Regions from separate parts of the Homo sapiens genome. Here regions 2, 3, 4 and 5 are each linked to region 1. The links are chromatin loops, found by intact Hi-C in ENCODE. Cell type or tissue: heart right ventricle. All regions are shown on one strand.

Region 1 (4,000 bases):
ACCCTTCACAACCGCTCCATAAGCTAGGTATCATTACACTATTACCCCAGTTTACAAAAGAGGAAACTGAAGGCCAGGGAGGCTGTGTGACTTGCCCAAGGTCACTCAGAGAATAAATAATAGAGTTGGTCTCCCTACTTCCACCCCGGACCCCCATGCAGTCTATTCTCACACAGCAGCCAGAATGATCCAAATGCAACATCAGTTACATTGTGCTCCTTCTTTACTCAAAACCCTGTGATAGCTCTCCATCTTATTCAAGTAAAACTAAGACCTTCAGTGTCTCTAATGTCCTACATCAGGGTTGACAGACTATGGTGTGCAGGCCATTCTGACCCATCACCCATTTTTGTAAGTAAAGTTTTGTTGAAACAGCCATGTTTATTCTTTTACATTTGGTCTGTGGCTGTTTTCACACTACAAGGGCAGAGTTCAGCAGTTGCAAGAGAGACCACGTGGTGCACAAAGTCTGAAATATTATGTTTACTGTCCGGCCCTTTACAGATAAGCTTTGCCAACCCCACCCTACACAGTTTGCCTCCTCCCCTGTCTCTGATGTTGCCCCTGGCCCCCACCCTGCCTGCCTTGATTCTGCTCCAGCCACACTGGCCTCCTTGCTTTCCCAAGATCTCACCAGGAACGCTCTGACCTCAGGCTCTGCCTTTGCTGTTCTCTCTGCCTGGAAGGCTTTCCCTGGGACCTGGAATGCTTTCCTCCCTCACTCCCTTTAGGCCTTTTAATCCTTTTCTCACCAGGGCCTTCGCTGATCCCCTTATCTAAAATTGCAACCCTGCCCACGTTCTCTATCCTCCTTCCCTGCTTTATTTTTTTCCCATTGCTTTTCATATTATCTGAAACACTATATATCATATTATTTATGTGTTTGTTGCCTGTCTCCCCCTAGTAAGGTGTAGGCTCCCAGAGGGCAACAGTCTTTATTTTGTTGTCTTATAGATCTCTAATGCCCAGAACAGTCGCTGGCACAGTGTGGGCATTCAGTATTTGTAGAATTCATGAAGGGATGGGAGACTTCTTCAACAGTCTGCTAACTAGTTCCCCTGTTTGTGGTTTCTTCTCTCTTCTAGTCCAACATCCACCCTGCTACTGGTAATCTGTCTAAACACAGACCTGCCTGTCCTTCAGTGACCTCCACTCCTGCAGGAGAAAGGCTCCTTCTCATGGCACCGTATGGCATTTTCCACCCGGCCCTGACCCTCCTCTCTAGCCCCAGCTCCACCTCCACTCCCCTCTCAAGACTTAAGGAAATAAGATGCAGAGCTGATGACTTGCCCAAGATCACACTACTGGGAAGTGATGGAATAGAATTTGAACCCAGACTGTCTTACTCCCTAGTCCATGAGCCTAACTACCAATCAAAACAACAGCTAAACACCCAACCTTTCACCAATACCTCATGTCCTTCTGTGATGTTATGGCATTCTCTACTCTGCTCTCTGTGCCTGGAATATCGTCCTCCCTTTTCTCTGCTGTCCACTTCCGTGCGTTCCTTTGGAAAACTCTCAAAATCTGACTCACAGGTCACCTCCTCTGGGAGCCTCCCTACACTTTACCTCCTCCTCTAGGCCCTGTCATGTCCAGATGCCCAGCACATGCCCAAATCCCAGCACTCACCACACGGCATGGAGGGGTCCCTATCGGCCCAATTTAAATGATAGGAATTAGAAATCGTGTGACACGCGATACTAATAAAGTCTGACTTGATGCCTACAACTTTGGAATAATGCAACTCTCACCAATTAAATAAAAAGAACTAAGGCTCACGTAATTTCGAAGCTGCCTATCCAAGTCCATTGCAAATAGCGTTTACATTCTTGCCACACGGTGGCGCCACTTTAGCCGGTAAGGTGAAATCCCTGACACGTCCTGTCAGTGATGTCTGAACCGGGGTGTTGTTTGCACACACCAAGTGATTGTGGTGGCTTTTATTCAGGTTTTATACTTTTAAATCTCTTTAAATATCTTGTAATAATGTCATTCATACATTCCATAAGCGGTAGTTCTATGACAGTGCTGAGAAACACTGTGGAAAATCAGTTAGGTTGGAAGGGAGGTTGTATGTTGGATGTGATGAAACCCCATGCCATGCTCTGCTGTTCAATGAGCAGGCAGCCCCCCAAAAAATAAGAGATGATACTGAGAATATAGGAATTATGGTTATAGATTGATGTTTCCCTAGAATATATTTATCTCTTTTTTTTGTCAGGGGAGGGGACGGGGTCTGACTCTGTTACCCAGGCTGGAGTGCTGTGGTGCGATCACGGCTCACTGCAGCCTCGACTTCCCAGGCTCAAGTGACCCTCCCACCTCAGCCTCCTGCGTACCTAGGTCCACAGGCACATGCCACCATGCTGGGCTAATTTTTTAATTTTTTGTAGAGACAAGGTCTCCTTAATTTGCCCAGGCTGGTCTCAAACTTCTGGGCTCAAGCGATCCGCCCACCTCAGCCTCCCAAAGTGCTGGGATTACAGGCATGAGCCATTGTGACCCCGCAGAATGCATTTCCATAAGAAATATTCTTCAGAAGAAACGTGCACTGAATGACGTGCACTTTGACTCCGGCCCTGCATGGTAAAGATTCATTTTTCTTGCTTTCTCAGCCATAAGCTGGGAGATTCCTAATGACTCGGCTACAGTTGAGCTGCTGCTTTGATTAGTGGTTAGGCTAATGGGCTAGGCAATCTGGGTTCAAATTCTAATTCCACCACTCCCCAGTAGTGTGATCTTGGGCAAGTCATCAGCTCTGCATCCTATTTCCTTATGTGTAACATGGCCACAGAACCGCCCTCAGCTCATGGGGTGCTGCGTGAGAGGTAAATGGAGCCAGTCTATGAGGGCTGAGCGCAGCTCTGGGACAGTGTCCCTGCTGGCTGGACATGAACCATGCTTCCCTTCTGCAGCCACATTAACCCAGCTCACAGCTGAGCCAAACTCCCAGACAGGGAAGGTTCCCATCACTTAGAGAATTGTCTCGCCCTCCTCTCTTGCCCTTTCTGACTCGGAGCTAGTGTGCTGACTGTGCTCATCTCAGAAAACCAATATGGTATTCAGCTCCTTGCCAATCCCATTTTGAACTCTGTGGGGAAAGTTTTGGGTTTTTCTGAAATAGTAGGAAAGGCCATTATAGCTCTGGTGGATCAAGGCTGGCAAGAAGTCGGCAAAGCCTTTGGGGACCTGTCTCTCCCGTTTGCCACGTCTACCTCTCCTTCCCTGGGCTGTTACGACCAACTCCTCACATCTCTGGAGACTTCACAAGGACCTGCTGCCTGACACATGGCACCCCGTGAGCCAGACCCAGAGTTCTCTCCTTCCCCCACCCTCAGTCAGAGCTCAGAGAGCGGGGCTCCATGGAGATGCCCTTGCTCCTCCTTCTCGGGAGGCGCTCTTGCCATCTTTGGGGAATAGGATATTTTAGGGACAAGTCAAAGGATGATAAAGGCTGGAAGGAGCTTACAGGGACACTGCTCCTCCCTCTCCTTGGAGTGCCATTGGCTAGTAAGATTTGAGATGGCCCATTTTGAGGGCTGAGGGTGGGAGTTGCTTCTGATTGCAAGACTCTGACCCGGAATCACTAAAGCAGCTGGGCAGGCCTGGAAAAGGGAGAACAGGAATGTATTAGTCAGGCTTCTCCAGAGAAACATAAGCAATAGGATGTGTAGATATGAAGACATTTATTGTAAGGAATTGGCTTACATGACTGTGGAGGCTGGGAAGAACCTCTTCCTGCCATCTGCAAGCTGGAGACCTGGGAAAGTCAGTGGTGTCGTTCAGTCCAAGTCTGAAGGCCTAAGGACCAGGGGAGCCTATGGTCCCAGTCTGAGAGCAGGAGAAGACAAATGTTGCAACTCAGGCATCCAGGCAGAGGACAAACTCAGCCTTCCTCTGCCTGTTTGTTCTATTCAGGCCCCTGACAGATTGGATGGTGCCACCCACCCTGGAGAGGGCTGTCTGCTTTACTCAGCCACCAATTCAAACACCAACA
Region 2 (4,000 bases), 280 kb after region 1:
CCCACCATTGCGGCTATGGATGGGTTTGCCTTGGGCGGAGGCCTAGAGCTTGCCCTGGCCTGTGACCTCCGAGTGGCAGGTACTGGGCCAGGACTGGGGGCAGGGGGTGGGGCTAGGGAGTCAGGGGTGAGTGAAACAGGGTGAGTCTGGACATTCTGCAGTCAGCCACTGTTCTTGGCTTCCAACCAAAAGCAAAACTAAGGCAAGGCAGAGCACAGAGGGTGCTCAGGCAGAAGCTGCTTCCCCTCCTGGTGCAGCCATTAGCTGCTGTAGTATCTGTGACCTGTCAGAACCTGCTTCCTTCATTTTGGGAATATTTGACCAACCTCAGAGCAATTGCTGTTACGAGCCAAGGAGGTCAAAGAGCAATGTCCAGTCTTCCCATTCTGTCCAAGTCAGATTTATCGACCATGTTTCGGAAAAAGGTGAGCCTCAGGGATAGTTTGTCAATGGCTGAGCTAATCACAAAGGTGCCTGGGCAGGAATACTGGCACCAGCCAAATTTGCATTACTTGTTCTGAGCAATTGAGCTTTGTTTGAAGAATGGGAGGGGATAAAGAAGATAACTGATCATTTTCTCAGGTGACTGACCTGGTGATTAGGAGCAGCCTTCTTGGATGCAGTTAGGCAAAGTCTGAATGTCTTCCCTTCTCCCCCCACCGCTCTCTCCTGCCACCCCAGGAGCAACATATAAAAATGTGTAGCTCCAGGCATGAAAGTAGCTTCTGTCTACACAATGCAGGTCAAAGAGAAGGAACTGACCAGGTGTCCAGGCACCAAAATACCAGGCTGGTCTAGCCCCAACTCTCCTTCTCACATGCCCACGTTCACGCAACTAACTCACAGGGTTTTGGGGAAGACTAAGACGGAGTGAATGTAAAACCCACTCCCTTCTGCCCACGTTCACATGGTCCATGCTGAGGGAATTCAGAAAAGGAGACAGACCCGGGGGGGTGCGTCAGTCAAGGCAAGTTTCTCGAAGGAAGGAAGCAGAACTCAGGAGGACATGGACTGGAACAGTCAGGGCAATTTCAGGCTGTGACAAAGCTGGAACGGACGACTGTAGCAGGAGCAGGAGTCACTGACATTCTAGGCCAGGCCAGGGCTAAGCCAGAGAACCTATTAATAGTAATCCACAAATAGATATGGGGCACCTCCTAGGAACTCTCCTTGTTCCAAGCGTCGTACCTCGTGTGATCCTTAGCGGCTCTCTGAAGCAGACAGAAGAGGGCCAGCCATCTTTCTTCCACCTTTGAGGCTTGGGAAGGGTGAGACTTGCTGGTGACTTACAACTCCATCAAAGGGGCATGGTGAAATAAGGGCCTGGGCTCCTGACTTCTGGGCTAGGGCTCTTCCAAAGGCAGAGTCTGGAGAGGCCTGGCTGTGGCCAGACCATGGGGCAAGTGGCTAGAGGGGCGAGTAGACAGCAGAGGCAGCTGTGGCCCCCGGGATTAGCACTGGGGGACCGGATGGGGGAGGGAGGCCTCACTTTGTTCTATCTGAGCAGCTTCCTCGGCAGTCATGGGACTGATTGAGACCACGCGAGGGCTCCTCCCGGGGGCAGGTAATCGCAACTACAGCACCCGCCCAATTCCACCCCATCCAGGGTCCTTCGCTGCTTTCCTTTTTTGCCCTCTGTTCTGGGCTCTGCCCTCCCACCTGAACCCTGCTCCTCTGAGAAGTCTTGGCTGAGTCCCAGGCTGAGCCTTCTCTGGGTTCCCACTTCCCATGCTGATTCCCACCCTGCTCCCTCCATCCTGGTAGGAGGGACTCAGAGGCTGCCCCGTTGTCTGGGGGTGGCCCTGGCGAAGGAGCTCATCTTCACGGGCCGACGACTGAGTGGAACTGAGGCCCACGTACTGGGGCTGGTGAATCACGCTGTGGCCCAGAACGAGGAGGGGGACGCCGCCTACCAGCGGGCACGAGCACTGGCCCAGGAGATCCTGCCCCAGGTGTGGTGACAGCTCGGCACCAGAAGGAGGGCTGGAGTCATGGGGGAGGCATGTGTGGGGCAGGGTGTCCCCTTGGGCTGCACATCCATTCTCCCAGAGACATATGATTAACCCTCTTTGGAGTTTGTTTAACCATCCAGTAAACACAATCAAGTCAAATTTTAATTCTGAATTAAAATGTAAATTGAATTCCAAAGGGCTGGAACCAAATGGGCTTGAAAGCCCTCTGAATGTAACACTGTCCAGTAGACCATTCTGAGATGAGATAAATGTTCTATACTTGTGCTTATCCAGTATGGGAGCCACTAGCCAAATGATTTAAATTGCAGAAAATGAATGCAGTTCCTCATTCACACTAGCCACATTTCAAATGCTAATAGCCACATGTGGCTTGTGGCTACTATACTATATAGCACAGCCTTAAAATCCCCCAAAGACTGAAAAAGCAAGATTCTAAAATAGATACAGAACTTCCAACCCATATTTCCTACCATACTGCCTGGTGGGATATTCTTGAAATACAACATGTGGGCTGGGCAGGGTGGCTCATGCCTGTAATCCCAGCACTTTGGGAGGCTGAGGCGGGTGTATCACGAGGTTAGGAGTTCAAGACCACCCTGGCCAATATGGTGAAACCCCGTCTCTACTAAAAATACAAAAATTAGCTGGGTGTGGAGGCACGCACCTGTAATCCCAGCTACTCAGGAGGCTGAGGCAGGAGAATCGCTTGAACCTGGGAGGCGGAGGTTGCAGTGAGCCAAGATCGCGCCATTGCACTCCACTGGGCGACAGGACGAGACTTCATCTCAAAAAAAAAAAAAAAAGAAAGAAAGAAAGAAATACAACATACAGGACATGTATTAAGCATTTTTTTCTTTGAAGAGATAGGGTCTCGCTGTGTCATCCAGGCTGGAGTGCAGTGGTGCAATCATGGCTCACTGCAGTTTTAAACTCCTGGGCTCAAGTGATCCTCCCGCCTCAGCCTCCCAAAGTGTTAGAATTACAAGCATGAACCACCGTGACGGGCCAGGCTCATGTTTTAGCCAGATGTGGTAGTTCGAGCCTGTAATCCCAGTTATTTGGGAAAAAGCATTGCTTGAACCCATGAATTCAAAGCTGCAGTAAGCTGGTCACGCCACTGCACTTCCAGCCTGGGCAACAAAGCAAAATCCCGTTGCTAAAAACAAACAAACAAAAACAAAAAGCCAAAAAAAACAACCAAAAAACCCCTCATTAAAAAAATCCTCAAATAGCATGGGAAAGGGTGAGGGATAAAAGACTACACGTTGGGTACGGTGCACCAAAATCTTAGAAATCACCACTAAAGAACGTATCCATGTAACCAAAAGCCACCTGTTCCCTAAAATCTATTGAAAGAAAAAAATTAAAAATCCTCAAACAATAACCTCTCAGCATGGTACCCCAAAGGGTACCATGCTCAGTAGGGAGCAGGTCAGGCCCTGCCCAGGTACAACCCTACCAGCTGCAGGGCCCAAAGCCCTCAGCAGGGATATCTGGGATCTGGCTGTCTGGGGTATCCAAGGCCCTGCGAGGGTCTGCTGGCTTCTCCCAACTCTCAGGGGGCCCAGGATACAGGGGGTTGGGTACAGGAGATCCCAAATTTCCATAAAGATTAAAAGTGGCTTAAATGGAGCTAAGTTAGACTAATTTATAATAAATTTGTCTTAGCCTATAATGCTAGGTACCTTAATGTAGTATCTCAGCTCTTAGAATAATCCAGTTGAACTGATTATCCCCATTTTATCTGTGAGAAAACCCATAAAAGTTCAGTGACTTGTTCATCAAGGTCACAAAGAGTGATTGTAGTATTAGAAAAAAAAACAACACCGGTATTTTGGCATTTATTTTGCACAATACAGAATGCAATATAAAAAAGGTATTTTAAGAGAGCAAAATATGTACAAAATTTTAAAAACAAACTAAATATTTAATGTATTTCAAATACAAAAATTTACAAATGTCACAAAACAAAGTTAACCATACATCATTTTAATATTGACATATATTGAATTAATCATATAAAAGTA
Region 3 (4,000 bases), 480 kb after region 1:
TAAATTTCCTCTCCTCCTCCCCATCTCCTTGACATGTTCCTTTTCTACCTCATTCATTCTTTTTCGCTCTTGTCGCCCAGGCTGGAATGCAATGGCACAATTTCGGCTCACTGCAACCTCCACCTCCCAGGTTAAAGCAATTCTCCTGCCTGAGCCTCCCAAAGAGCTAGGATTACAGGTGTGCTCCCTGTAATTTTGTATTTTTAGTAGAGACCCCTGCTAATTTTGTATTGTTAGTAGAGACAGAGTTTCACCAGGTTGGCCAGGCTGGTCTCGAACTCTTGACCTCAGGTGATCCACCCACCTCGGCCTCCCAAAGTGCTGGGATTACAGGCGTGAACCACCGCGCCCGGCCTCATTCATTCTTTTATTTTTTTAAAAAAAATTATTATTGCATACCAACTCCCTCACTTACTGTGTGACCTTGGACAAACTACTTAATTTCTCTGTACTTTAGTTTTCTTATCTGTAGAATGGGGATAATAATAATACCTACCCACAGTGTCACTGTGAGTGTTTTTACAGTGACATGATATATAATGAGAATTAAATGAGTTAATTCATATAAAGCATTTAGAGCCTGGAACAAAGTTCAGCACTGTTTGAGTACTAGGTGTTATAACAGTGACGTTGCTACACCCTTCACTGCTACTGTGTGCCAGTCAACATCTCCCATAGCCATTCATTGCTTAGGTAATTCATGTTGGTGGCCAAGACAGGTCTGGGAAGAAGACAGATGAATCAGACTGCTCACTGCACTTTGTCCAGCTACACCTGGCACATATAGAAGCTCCTCTAAATGCTTGCTGAATGGATAAGCGAATGTCTTCCTATTGAACTCCAAGTTCTTTGAAGGCAGGGACCATATTCCTAGCTGTCATATCCCTAGAACAATGCACTGGTGAGGCACACAGTAGGCGCTTAGGGATTATACATAGATAAATGACTGCAGGTGGAAAATCACTAAGGCTACAAAGCGAGCATAGGTAAGGTGCTGCAGAGAGACAGCCCCCAGTTTCAGGAAGGCGGTAGCCCTGGAAGCGTGGCTGCCAGCGCCCTTAACGGCGCGATGGCTGCTGGGAAGCACAGGCTCGCTTGGCTCGCCCCGGGATCCCGGGAGAGCGCCGCGGTTGGCGTCGGCGTCAGCCCCACGCCCCGCCCCGCCCCCTCCGCCGGCTCACGTGACCGTCTTTGGGCCGGCGCGAACCATGGCCGGCATGGTGGACTTCCAGGATGAGGAGCAGGTCAAGTCCTTTTTGGAGAACATGGAGGTGGAGTGCAACTACCACTGCTACCACGAGAAGGACCCGGACGGTGAGCGGCTCCAGCGCAGCCCGGCGACGCGTCGGGGAGGGACGTGCCCGGAGAGGTCTGGTCTGCGACCTCTGAGAGGCTGGAGAAGGAATCACGTGGCGGGCGGGGGACGGGGTCTGTGGATCGCGGTGACCGCGTGTGTTGGGAAGGGCGATGTGTCCCGGGAAGACCGAGCCAGGAGGCCGGGGCGGGTAGGAAGAGACGTGCTGGGGCTTTTGGGTTAGGGACTGGGGATCCATCGGTGAACAGATGAAACTCCCTGCCCTCGTGGAGCTTCCAAGCTAGTGCGGGGAGTCGGGCAATAAGCCTCAGGTAATTCATGAAATCGTGTTCGAAAGTAGTAAGTACCGGCCGGGAGCCGTGGCTCACGCCTATAATCCCAGCACTTTGGGAGGCTGAGGCGGGTGGATCACGAGGTCAGGAGATCGAAACCATCCTGGCTAACACGGTGAAACCCTGTCTCTACTAAAAATACAAAAAATTAGCCGGGCGTGGTGGCAGGCGCCTGTATTCCCAGCTACTCGGGAGGCTGAGGCAGGAGAGTGGTGTGAACCCGGGAGGCGGAGCTTGCAGTGAGCAGAGATCGCGCCACTGCACTCCAGCCTGGGCGACAGAGCGAGACTCCGTCTCAAAAAAAATAAATAAAAAGAAAGTAGTAAGTGCCGTGGAAAAAAGACTGGGTGAAGGGTGTCAGGAGGGCAGGAGGGCAGTTTTAAATTGAGTGATCAGGGAAGATCACTGAGAAAGTGGCAATTGAATAAAGCCTTGAAGAAGGTAAGGGAGTGAACCATGCAGTTCTTACCATAGGTAACAGCTGGCGAAGACGCCCTGAATCACAAATGTGTCCTGTGTGTTGTGTGAACATTGAATTGACTTAAGAGTATAGGTGGATGGTGGTGACCAGAGGGGTCCACCCAGAGCAGCTAATACCTTTGGGTGGTTTTCTTCTTCTTGCTTTATTTTTATTTTTTGTATTTTCTTTCTTTTTTGAGATAGTATGTCACTACGTTGTCCAGGCTGGTCGCAACTCCTGGGCTCAAGTGATCCTCCCGCCTTTGATTACAGGCATGAACCACTGCACACTGCCTACTTTTTAATTTTTTTGTTTTTTTGAGACTGAGTCTCACTCTGTCACCCAGGCTGGAGTACAATGGCTCGATCTCAGCTCACTGCAACCTTTGCCTCCTGGGTTAAAGCAATTCTCCTGCCTCAGCCTCCCGAGTAGCTGGGATTACAGGCACCCACCACCAGGCCTGGCTAATTTTTGTATTTTCGTAGAGACAGGGTTTCACCATGTTGGCCAGGCTGGTCTCGAACTCCTGACCTCAAGCAATCCATCTGCCTTGGCCTCCCAAAGTGCTGGGATTACAGGTGTGAGCCACCGTGCCCAGCCTTTTTTTTTTTTTTCTTTCAAATAAAGGACTGGTGTGGTGGCACAAGCCTGTAATCCTAGCTCTTTGGGAGGCTGAGGTGAGGTGGGAGGATCACTTGAGGCCAGGAGTTCAAGACCAGCCTGGGCAATATGATGAAACCCTGTCACTACTAAAAAAAAAAAGAAAAGAAAAAAAGTGGCACTGGCCCTACCTTCTAATAGCTTGCAGTTTAGTCAGTTTAGTTTGCAGAAATGACATAGCTATTCCTTGAGGCTAATCCGTAACATAGACCATAACACAACCATATACATATCATAACATAGTCATGACACAGAGTTGCTCTGCAGTATGATGGCTTGAAAAGAACCTGGGGTTGGGCCGGGCACAGTGGCTCACGCCTGTAATCCCAGCACTTTGGGAGGCTGAGGTGGGCAGATCACCTGAGGACAGGAGTTCAAGACCAGCCTGACCAATATGATTAAACTGTCTCTACTAAAAATACAAAAATTAGCCGGACGTGGTGGCATGCGCCTGTAATCCCAGCTACTCGGGAGGCTGAGACAGGAGAATGGCTTGAACCTGGGAGGCGGAGGTTGCAGTGAGCTGAGATCGCGCCATCACACTCCAGCCTGGGCAACAAGAGTGAAACAACGTCTCAAAAAAAAGAACCTGGGGTTGTTCTTTGAGAGCTGGTCCATGTCCTAAGTATAGAAAGAACTTAGAGGAATTGGGGTCACTAAGGAACAGGGTGGTTAGGGAAGACTTTGAGGGGAGGTCTGGAGGGCTGGGCAAGTGTTGATTAAATGGAGGAGAGGGTGGGAGAAGAAAGTGCTATCTTTTGGAAGGTTGAAGTCAGGATTTAGTACGTTTGAAGCGGGAGTCTGGCCCACAGTATGTCAGGGCTTGAATGCCAGGGTAAGGAATATAGACTTTGCTCTGTAGGCAATGGAGAGCAAAACATGTCTGAGAAGCAAGTTCTTGGAATTGGGAAGGGTGGATATATCAAAAGGACTGGCTGCAGCACTTTACGAGACCTGAGAAGAGGCTATAGTTACCGTAGCGACTGGTGTAGTAGTTCCTTGCATGTCCCACTTTCTTACCTGGATAACTGAAGTCGCCTTCTAACCTGTCCCTCTCTTTGCACTTTACTCCCTTAAAATCCATTTCTACTCGCAGATAAACTGATATTTTAATTTCAATTTTGTTATGTTAAATATTAGATTTTAAAATAACCTATTTGTTATCAATGCCCAATTATATACCCTCACATAATTAAATTCCTCCATACTCAGGCATATATGAACATATATACC
Region 4 (4,000 bases), 260 kb after region 1:
TGGCACAAGAGCACTGTTACATTTTACCTGCTGCCTTTGAGCTTGAGGTTGGGTGGTAAACCATTCTTCACTGTTCTTAGCGGCTTTATTTCTCATAGAGTCATGTGTTGCTTAACAACGGGGCTACATTCTGAGAAATGCATCATTAGGTGATTGTGGTCATTGTGGGAGCATCACAGAGTGCACCTACACAGTCCTAGATGGGGTAGCCTACTGCACACCAAGGCTACATGGTGTATAGCCTGTTGCTCCTAGAATACAAACCTGGACAGCATGGTACCGGGCTGAATACTGTAGGCAACTGTAACACAATGGTAAATGTGTATCTGAACATAGAAAAGGCACAGTAAAAATACAGTCTAAAAGATTTTTTAAATAGTACACCTGTACTGGGCAGTTACCATAAATGGAGCTTGCAGGACTGGAAGCTGCACTGGGTGAGTCAGCGAGTGAATGGTGAGTGAATGTGAAGGCCTAGGACAGCAGGGACTGGTTTGGCACCAGGGACTATTTTCATGAAAGACAGTTTTTCCATGGACTTGCGGGCGGACAGATGGTTTGGGGATGAAACTGTTCCACCTCAGATCATCAGGCATTAGATTCTCATAAGGAGCTCGCAACAACCTAGATTCCTCACATGCACAGTTCACAATAGGGTTCGCACTCCTATGAGATTCTAATGCCACCACTGATCTGATAGGAGGTGGAACTCAGGTGGTAATTCAAGCCATGGGGAGCTGCTGTAAATACAGATGAAGCTGCTCATCTCCTGTTGTGTGGCCCAGTTCCTAGCAGGCCACAGACTGGGATGGGTCCACAGCCCGGGGGTTGGGGACCCCTGGCCTAGGACATTACTGTACACTACTATAGACTCTATAACACTGTACACCTAGGCTACACTAAATTTGCTTTACAAATGTTTCTTTCTTCAATGATAAATTAACCTTAGCTTACTCTGTTTTTACTTTATAAACTTTTTAATTTTTTCAACTTTTGACTCTTTTGTAGTAACACTCAGCTTAAAACACAAACACATTGTACGGCTGTACAAAAAATGTTTTCTTCTTTAGATCCTTATTTTATAAGCTTTTAAAAATTTTAATTCTTAAACTTTTTTTGTTAAAAACAAAGACACAAGCACACACACGAGCCTAGACCTATCACTGTCTTCCACCTCCACATCTTGTCCCACTGGAAGGTCTTCAGGGGCGATAACGTGCATGGAGCTGCCATCTCCTATGATAACAATCGGGAATACCTACTGAAGGACCTGCCTGAGGCTGTGTTACACTGAACTTTTTTCTTTTCTTTTTTTTTTTTTTTTTAATAAGTAGGAGTACACACGGCCCAGGCCAGGTACAGTGGCTCACCTGGCTCACTCTTGTAATCCCAGCACGTTGAGAGGGTGAGGCAGGCAGATTGCTTGAGCCCAGGAGTTTGAGACCAGCCTGGGAAACATAGTGAAACCCCTTCTCTACAAAAAAATACAAAAATTATCCAGGCATGGTTGTGCATACCTGTAGCCCCTGCTACTCAGGAGGCTGAGGTGGGAGGATGGCTTGAGCCGGGGAGGTCAAGGCTGTCCAATATCAAGGATTCCTGATATTTGCAAGTGAGCCCAAAGGTGTTTAACCCATGAGTGAGCCATGATCGTGTTACTGTACTCCAGCCTGGGCAACAGAGTAAGACCCTGTCTCAAAAAAATTAAAAATAAAAAGTAGGAGTATATTCTAAAATAATGGTAAAAATAATATTGTAAATATATAAACCTAAAACATAGTCTTTTATTATCATTATCAAGTATTATGTTGTGGGCCTAATTGTATGTGCTGTGCTTTTGTATAACTGGTAAAGCAAGCTAGTTTACACCAGCCTCACCACCAGCATTTGAGTGTTGCATTGCGCTATGATGTTATGACAGCTATGGTGTCACTAGGCAATAGGAATTTTTCAGCTCCATTAGAGTCTGATGGGACTTATATGTCTTATATGTGGTCTGTAGCTGACCAACTAAAACATCATCATGCTGTGCATGACTGTAATTAATGGCTGTCCTTCAACTCCTTAGCTGGGCACTAAGGTTCTCCACCACAAGCTGACCTTTCCATCCTCCCTCCTCTACCCATGGGCTCATTTGAAGGTGTGTTACCTCTGTGTTTTGCTCTAGCTGTGCCCTGACTTGGCTCCTCTTCCTTCCTTTCTGCTTATGGAAATCTTTTTGGAACTCCCCTGCTCTGCTGCTCCGTCCCCCACACTGTCCTTTTATGTTTCGTGTGTCTGAACTTGTCTCTCTTCTAGGCTGTTAGCTCTTTAAGAGTCAGGATTGCCAGCTGGGTCCAGCTGTTATTTGAGCAAATCCTCCTTGTTTCCGGGCGTCAGTTTCCTCTTCTGTATAGTAAAGTGTTGTTAAATCAGTTGTTCTCCACACTACCCTTCAGTGGTTTCTTTTTTTTTTTTTTTCTTTGAGATGGTCTCACTCTGTTGCCCAGGCCGGAGTGCAGTGGCGTGATCTCGGCCCACTGCAGCCTCTGCCTCTTGGTTTCAAGCGATTCTTTGCCCCAGCCTCCCAAGTAGCTGGGATTATAGGTGTGTGCCACCACGCCTGGCTAATTTTTGTCTTTTTAGTAAAGACGGGGTTTCACCATGTTGGTCAGGCTGGTGTTGAACTCCTGACTCAGGTGATCCACCCGCCTCGGCCTCCCAAAGTGCTGGGATTACAGGCGTGAGCCACCACGCCTGGCCCTTCTAGTGGTTTCTGTTGACTTCTACCCACAACACCTCGCCTGTGACCCAAGCCATCTGGACAGAAGTGATCCTAGGTCAGCTGCTCAGTGGTATGGTAGGTTTGGTAAGAGTGGGAAGGGTGCAGCACAGCCCCATCCCCGCTGTTGGGGTCAGAAGGGCAATGTTCCCAGCATCGGGGCTAGACTAAGAACACAGGGACCTTGGCTGATTACTGTCCATTTCTCCAGGACCTGGCATGTGGTAGTGCAAATTAAATGTTGCACAATTGAATGTCGGCAGCCAAAGACACCCTGCCTGGCTCCTGGGGGGCTCCCAGCTTAAAGTTCAGATACTGTATTAGGTCCGAGACTTGCCCTAGTATCTGGGCGTTTTACACAAACTCTGGTTAGACACTTAAATGCATTATCTCTTTTAATCCTAACAATAACCTTTTTATTATTTCTCTTACAGATCAGGAAATTGAAGGCCAGAAGGGTAAAGTGGTTTGCCCAAGGCCATGGGGCTGGTGTGTGGCTGAGTTGTGGCTTGAGCTAAGGGCTTGTAAGAGTTGACAGTCAGTATTCCGAGAGGGAGATGTAGGTGGAGACAGGAGATGAAGCTGAAAGATGAGAGACAGTCAGCCAGAGAGAATGGAAGGAAAGAACAGGAAAGCAGAGAGAGGAGTGTCTGCCAGTCCCAGGATACCACGGCTATATCAGCTTTCTATTACTACCTAACAAATGATCACAAACTTTGATACTCAAAGTCACACACATTTATCATTTTTTAGTTTCTGTACGTCAGAAGTCAAGGCACAACTTAGCAGAGTTCTCTGCTTCAGGTCTTGCCAGGCTGGGCTGCAGTCGGGAGTTGGCCAGGGCTGTGGTCTCATCCCAGGCTTGACGGGAAAGATCTGCTTCCAAGGTCGTCAGGTTGCTGAGACCTGAATTCACCTCCTATGGTTGTTGGACTGAAGTCCTGTTCTCTTGCTGATTGTTGGCCGGGGGTCACTCTCAGCAATTAGAGGTTGCCCGCAGTCCTTTGCTACTTGACCCTCTCGTTAGGCCCATGAGTGTCTCTAATAAGACAGAGCCTTTTATATACTATAACCGAATTACAGAAGTCACATTACCTTCACCATATAACTTAACCTAATCTCAGGAGTAACATTGTATAACCTTTGCTGTATACTATTGCTTAGAAGCAATTCACAGGTCCCACCCACATGCAAGGGAGGGGATTATTCAGGATGTAAACATGAGGGCCACTCTGGGGA
Region 5 (4,000 bases), 360 kb after region 1:
CACTTTCCAATGAATTTTTTATATCCTTAGAAAGGAGTTAAACTGTTCTATCAGAATTCAAACAAAAGATAACTTCTCTCACACTCATAAGTCAGTGAGAATTTGACAGTGGGAATTCTACAAAAGTCAGGGATTTCTTAATTTTTGTTGTTGCAGATTATCTGAGAGTATAAAGTTTTTAAGGAAAAACAATGCTCTTAAGATCCTGCTTTTAATAAAGTGTCTCAGCTTTCATTAGCTAAGTAGCTTCTTCCTTCTAGGCTGCTTAAAATAAGCTTAAAAGGACCCAATTTGAACAGTTTTTCCCAAAATAAGTCCAAAATTAAACACATAACATTAATAAAATAGATTGATGATTTCCCACAAAATAATTTTGATAAACTTGGATTTTGGAAATATTCTTAATGGCCATTCTGTCTAGCTGTAAAGTTAGGCTGTGCTATCCAAAAGAGCTTTACTTTAGAGTCATGAGAAGCAGCACTGATCTTTGCAAAACTTACCCCAAAAAATGGGGAGAGAGAAAAACAGGAAGAAAAGTCTCTTTCTTAGGCTACCAGTCAGTTAACAAAGTATCTTAGATTAAGATTTGGAAACCAAAGAATGCATAATTAGGAGTGTACCATATCATGCAAAGTCTATGAAATACTAAATAAGGTAAAACAGTTAATCATTTAAAGCACGATGAGCAAATTCTCTTATCATACGGCTATTCTCATCACCGGACGAAGGTTGGTTTTGCATTATTCCTAAAATAAAACAGTTCGTGAGTGAATACTGCAAATTAAAAACTGTCAAAACACAGCAAATGATAAGGACTAAACATCCATTATCCACAAACTCATTTGAAACTACTACCATGGATTTGAGAGGGAAACCAAAAGTTTGCAAACCTCTCTGGGAGCTGTGTCAAAGTTAGTATTCTGAAGCCCTAGCAATACAAAGTCCCCAAATAAGTAAAATACAGATAAAAGTGGAAGAGCCTACATCAGCTCAAAGTAACATACTTCCTTTAACTTATGCCTTCAGTTTAATAATACTGTTTATACCACTACATTGTATAATAACGAAATAATGTAAACATACCATTAGAGGGCAGGAGAGGGATGGGTTTCACCATATACAAAGAGTTTAAGTTTGTTTTCCCTGCTACCTCTTTTTAACCTTGGGTGCAGCTGTACATTGTTCTATAGGGGTATTGTTCTATAGTTTAAAAACACTAAGCTAAATCTCTGGTAAATTAACCTAATTTAGCACATAAAATATGTTTTCATTAAACATATGGGATAGGAAGGGATAGGAAGATGGCCCGGTGTTATGTTGATGCATGGCATAATTAAAAACACAGCTAAGACCAGGCACTGTGGCTCATGCCTGTGATTCCAGCACTTTGGGAAGCTGAGGTGGGAAAGTCACTTGAGGCCAGGAGTTCGAGACCAGCCTGGGCAACACAGTGAGACACCATCTCTCTCTCTCGCTTTTTTTTTTTTTTTTTTTTTAACATAGCCAAATAAGATGACTGGGGAGAAAACAGATTAACACAAAAGGTCCCACCTGTAAGGGCAACTTCCTAAAGCTAGATATATAGAACCGATGGTTTTAAACATAAAACTTGATTATGTAGAAGTTTGCAAATGAAATATATCACGAAAGCAAATTCCCATGCAGCTTTATTCACCTCAACCATGTGTAATCTACTTAAGGTGACTAGTGCCACTATAAGGCATTACTGTCCCAGGGTGACAAGAAGCAATATTTATACTCAATTCCTGAAACTGGGGGTCTGATATGCTTTTTAAAAATCCTAAACTAACTAATATCAGTAGCCATGGAGTCATCGGCTTGAGGGTAAACTAATCCCTTATACCACTTGATTTATTTTATTAATTAGTTAATAATGCAGTTAATTTTCAACTGCAAAAAGAAAAAATTATTTTGTGGAGTAGAAAGACCACAGCAATAATTACTTGATGCAAAAAATAAGACACCTTAATTGTATTTGCTCAAATCTGTTGTCTTAATGATACCAATATGTATCATTATAATCTATTTTTTAAAAATTTTCCTCATTATGCCCTAGAACATCATTATACTCTAAAAAGTCAAATTCCATTTCCTTTAGATTTCCTTAATGTTGCTTGTGGACTGATGTAGTGATATTTTACATTGGAGCCCACCAATGATTTGAACAATGAGTGGTTCAACCCTAGTCTAAATTGTGCTTGAAACAGCACCTCTAGCCACTGAGAGATAACACTCAAAGGCACCAATAACAGTTATATTCTAGTCTACAGGTGCAAAAAGGAGGCCTTGTAGATTCTAACTATAGATACTGGCTACTTATGCCTCATAATTCCAATACATACATCCACTGTATTTTAGCCAGATTCAGGACCTTACACACAATTCTGTGCCTTAATTCTATACGCAATTTTAGGAACCATCCCAACTGCAAAGGCACTCAAATTTTTATATATTTGGGATGTAATAAATTATTATGCTTTTTTTTTTTTTGAGACGGAGTCTTACTCTGTCACCCAGGCTGGAGTGCAGTGGCATGATATTGGCTCACCACAACCTCCACCTCCCAGGTTCAAGCGATTCTCCTGCCTCAGCCTCCTGAGTAGCTGGGATTACAGGTGCCCGCCACCACACCCAGCTAATTTTTGTATATTTAGTAGAGACAGGGTTTCACCATTTGGGCCAGGCTGGTCTTGAACTCCTGACCTTGTGATCCACCCACCTCGGCCTCCCAAAGTGCTGGGATTACAGGCGTGAGCCACCGCGCCCGGCCTATTATGCTTTTAAGACTCAGAAGTATCTGGCCACTACTGATGTTTACAAAGTAGGAAATTTAGCCTGTAGTTCCAGCTACTCCAGAGGCTGAGGGGGTAAGATCACATAAGCCCAAGAGGCTGCAGTGAGGTATGATTGTGCCACTGCACTCCAGCTTGGGCGACAGAGTGAAACTCTGTCTCTACAAAAAGAAAAAAAGTAGGAAGTTTAATTTTTTTTTTCCCCAGAGTCTCACTCCGTTGTCCAGGCTGGAGTGCAGTGGCACGATCTTAGCTCACTGCAACCTCCACTTCCTGGGTTCAAGTGATTCTCGTGCCTCAGCCTCCCGAGTAGCTGGGACTATAGGCGTGCAAAAAAGCCACCATGCCCAGCTAGTTTTTGTATTTTTAGTAGAGACGGGGTTTCACCACGTTGGCCAGGGTGGTCTCGAACTCCTGATCTCAAGTGATCTGCCCGCCTCGGCCTCCCAGAATGCTGGGATTACAGGCAAGAGCCACTACGCCCACCCTTGCTTTTACATATTTTGGATGCTTCAACTATTAAGAAGTTATTCTGAGTAAAGAAGGGATTTACTGTTTTCTGTACACTTTTAGCCATTTCTGAAAATAATTTGTAAAGACAAAAACCTAGCATTAGCCTGTAAAGAAATATGCACTTTTGTCTTATAAAACAGAAACTTGAAGCCAAACTTCTTAAATAGGCTTTCCCTTAACTACACTAGATAAAAGACCTGGAAACGGTCAACATATCTAGCAATTTCCAAACTACCACAGGCCATCTCGTTTTCTGAACTTTGTCTTAGACATTAACATTCGAAAAAGGAAAAAAAAAAAAAAAACTTTTAAAAGAATTCTCTATTTTGTCTGAAATAAACTTAGTCTGTGAAAATTTATCTTACGCCTATAAAAATTCCTTAAGCCAATTAAGTCAGCATTAACCCAGCATTTAATATGGTTTTCAGTGATTCTAAATATCTATTTAGATATTTATTTGAGTCAGCGTCTCGCTCTGTTTCCCAGGTGCCACCACACCCAGCTAATTTAAAAAAAAAAAATTTTTTTTTTTGGTAGAGACCGAGTCTCACTATGTTGCCCAGGCTAGTCTTGAACTTCTGGGCTCAAGCAATCCTCCTGCTTCAGCTTCCCAAAGTGCTGGGATTACAAGCATGAGCCACTGCATCCAGACCTAAATGCCTACTTTCTTTTAA

What was found. Peaks named below come from ENCODE experiments on the same cell type or tissue, not always from the same donor. Only the 100,000 strongest peaks of a DNase experiment are listed, where the experiment ranks them.
Region 2: a loop joins it to region 1, with 3 times the contacts of the local background. A loop is called at or near these places in 44 of 110 quality-filtered maps.
Region 3: it touches region 1 in a loop (3-fold over the local background); 38 of 110 quality-filtered maps call a loop at or near these places.
Region 4: it touches region 1 in a loop (2.7-fold over the local background); 71 of 110 quality-filtered maps call a loop at or near these places.
Region 5: it touches region 1 in a loop (2.8-fold over the local background); 5 of 110 quality-filtered maps call a loop at or near these places.

What each region holds. Positions count from the first base shown.
Region 1 is chr1:53,180,039-53,184,038 of GRCh38, reverse strand. LOC105378724 (a long non-coding RNA gene) reads right to left here and starts at 3,596. Exons shown (of 3, transcript XR_947347.2): 1 at 3,473-3,596. RefSeq lists an enhancer at 1,906-1,955. In heart right ventricle, CTCF peaks have their summits at 1,634 and 1,834 (motif pointing right); DNase peaks (open chromatin) are centred at 604 and 1,848; H3K27ac peaks cover 2,260 bases.
Region 2 is chr1:52,902,598-52,906,597 of GRCh38, reverse strand. It overlaps ECHDC2 (enoyl-CoA hydratase domain containing 2), which reads left to right. Exons shown (of 10, transcript NM_001198961.2): 5 at 1-79; 6 at 1,508-1,564; 7 at 1,765-1,952. Among named protein-coding and RNA genes, the nearest start is that of ECHDC2, 17 kb to the left of the region's middle. RefSeq lists enhancers at 1-51, 738-1,529. In heart right ventricle, a CTCF peak has its summit at 1,559; DNase peaks (open chromatin) are centred at 117, 1,072 and 1,546; H3K27ac peaks cover 1,956 bases.
Region 3 is chr1:52,695,535-52,699,534 of GRCh38, reverse strand. It overlaps COA7 (cytochrome c oxidase assembly factor 7), which reads left to right and starts at 1,188. Exons shown (of 3, transcript NM_023077.3): 1 at 1,188-1,314. The coding sequence starts at 1,209. RefSeq lists an enhancer at 959-1,018 and a silencer at 1,069-1,208. In heart right ventricle, a CTCF peak has its summit at 1,546; a DNase peak (open chromatin) is centred at 1,144; H3K4me3 peaks cover 1,737 bases; H3K27ac peaks cover 1,751 bases.
Region 4 is chr1:52,915,684-52,919,683 of GRCh38, reverse strand. All of the region lies in intron 1 of ECHDC2 (enoyl-CoA hydratase domain containing 2), which reads left to right. Among named protein-coding and RNA genes, the nearest start is that of ECHDC2, 4.1 kb to the left of the region's middle. In heart right ventricle, no CTCF peak of the experiment used is centred here; DNase peaks (open chromatin) are centred at 2,303 and 2,899; H3K27ac peaks cover 2,526 bases.
Region 5 is chr1:52,823,150-52,827,149 of GRCh38, reverse strand. It overlaps ZYG11B (zyg-11 family member B, cell cycle regulator), which reads right to left. Exons shown (of 14, transcript NM_024646.3): 14 at 1-4,000. Among named protein-coding and RNA genes, the nearest start is that of ZYG11A, 18 kb to the left of the region's middle. In heart right ventricle, no CTCF peak of the experiment used is centred here; no DNase peak of the experiment used is centred here.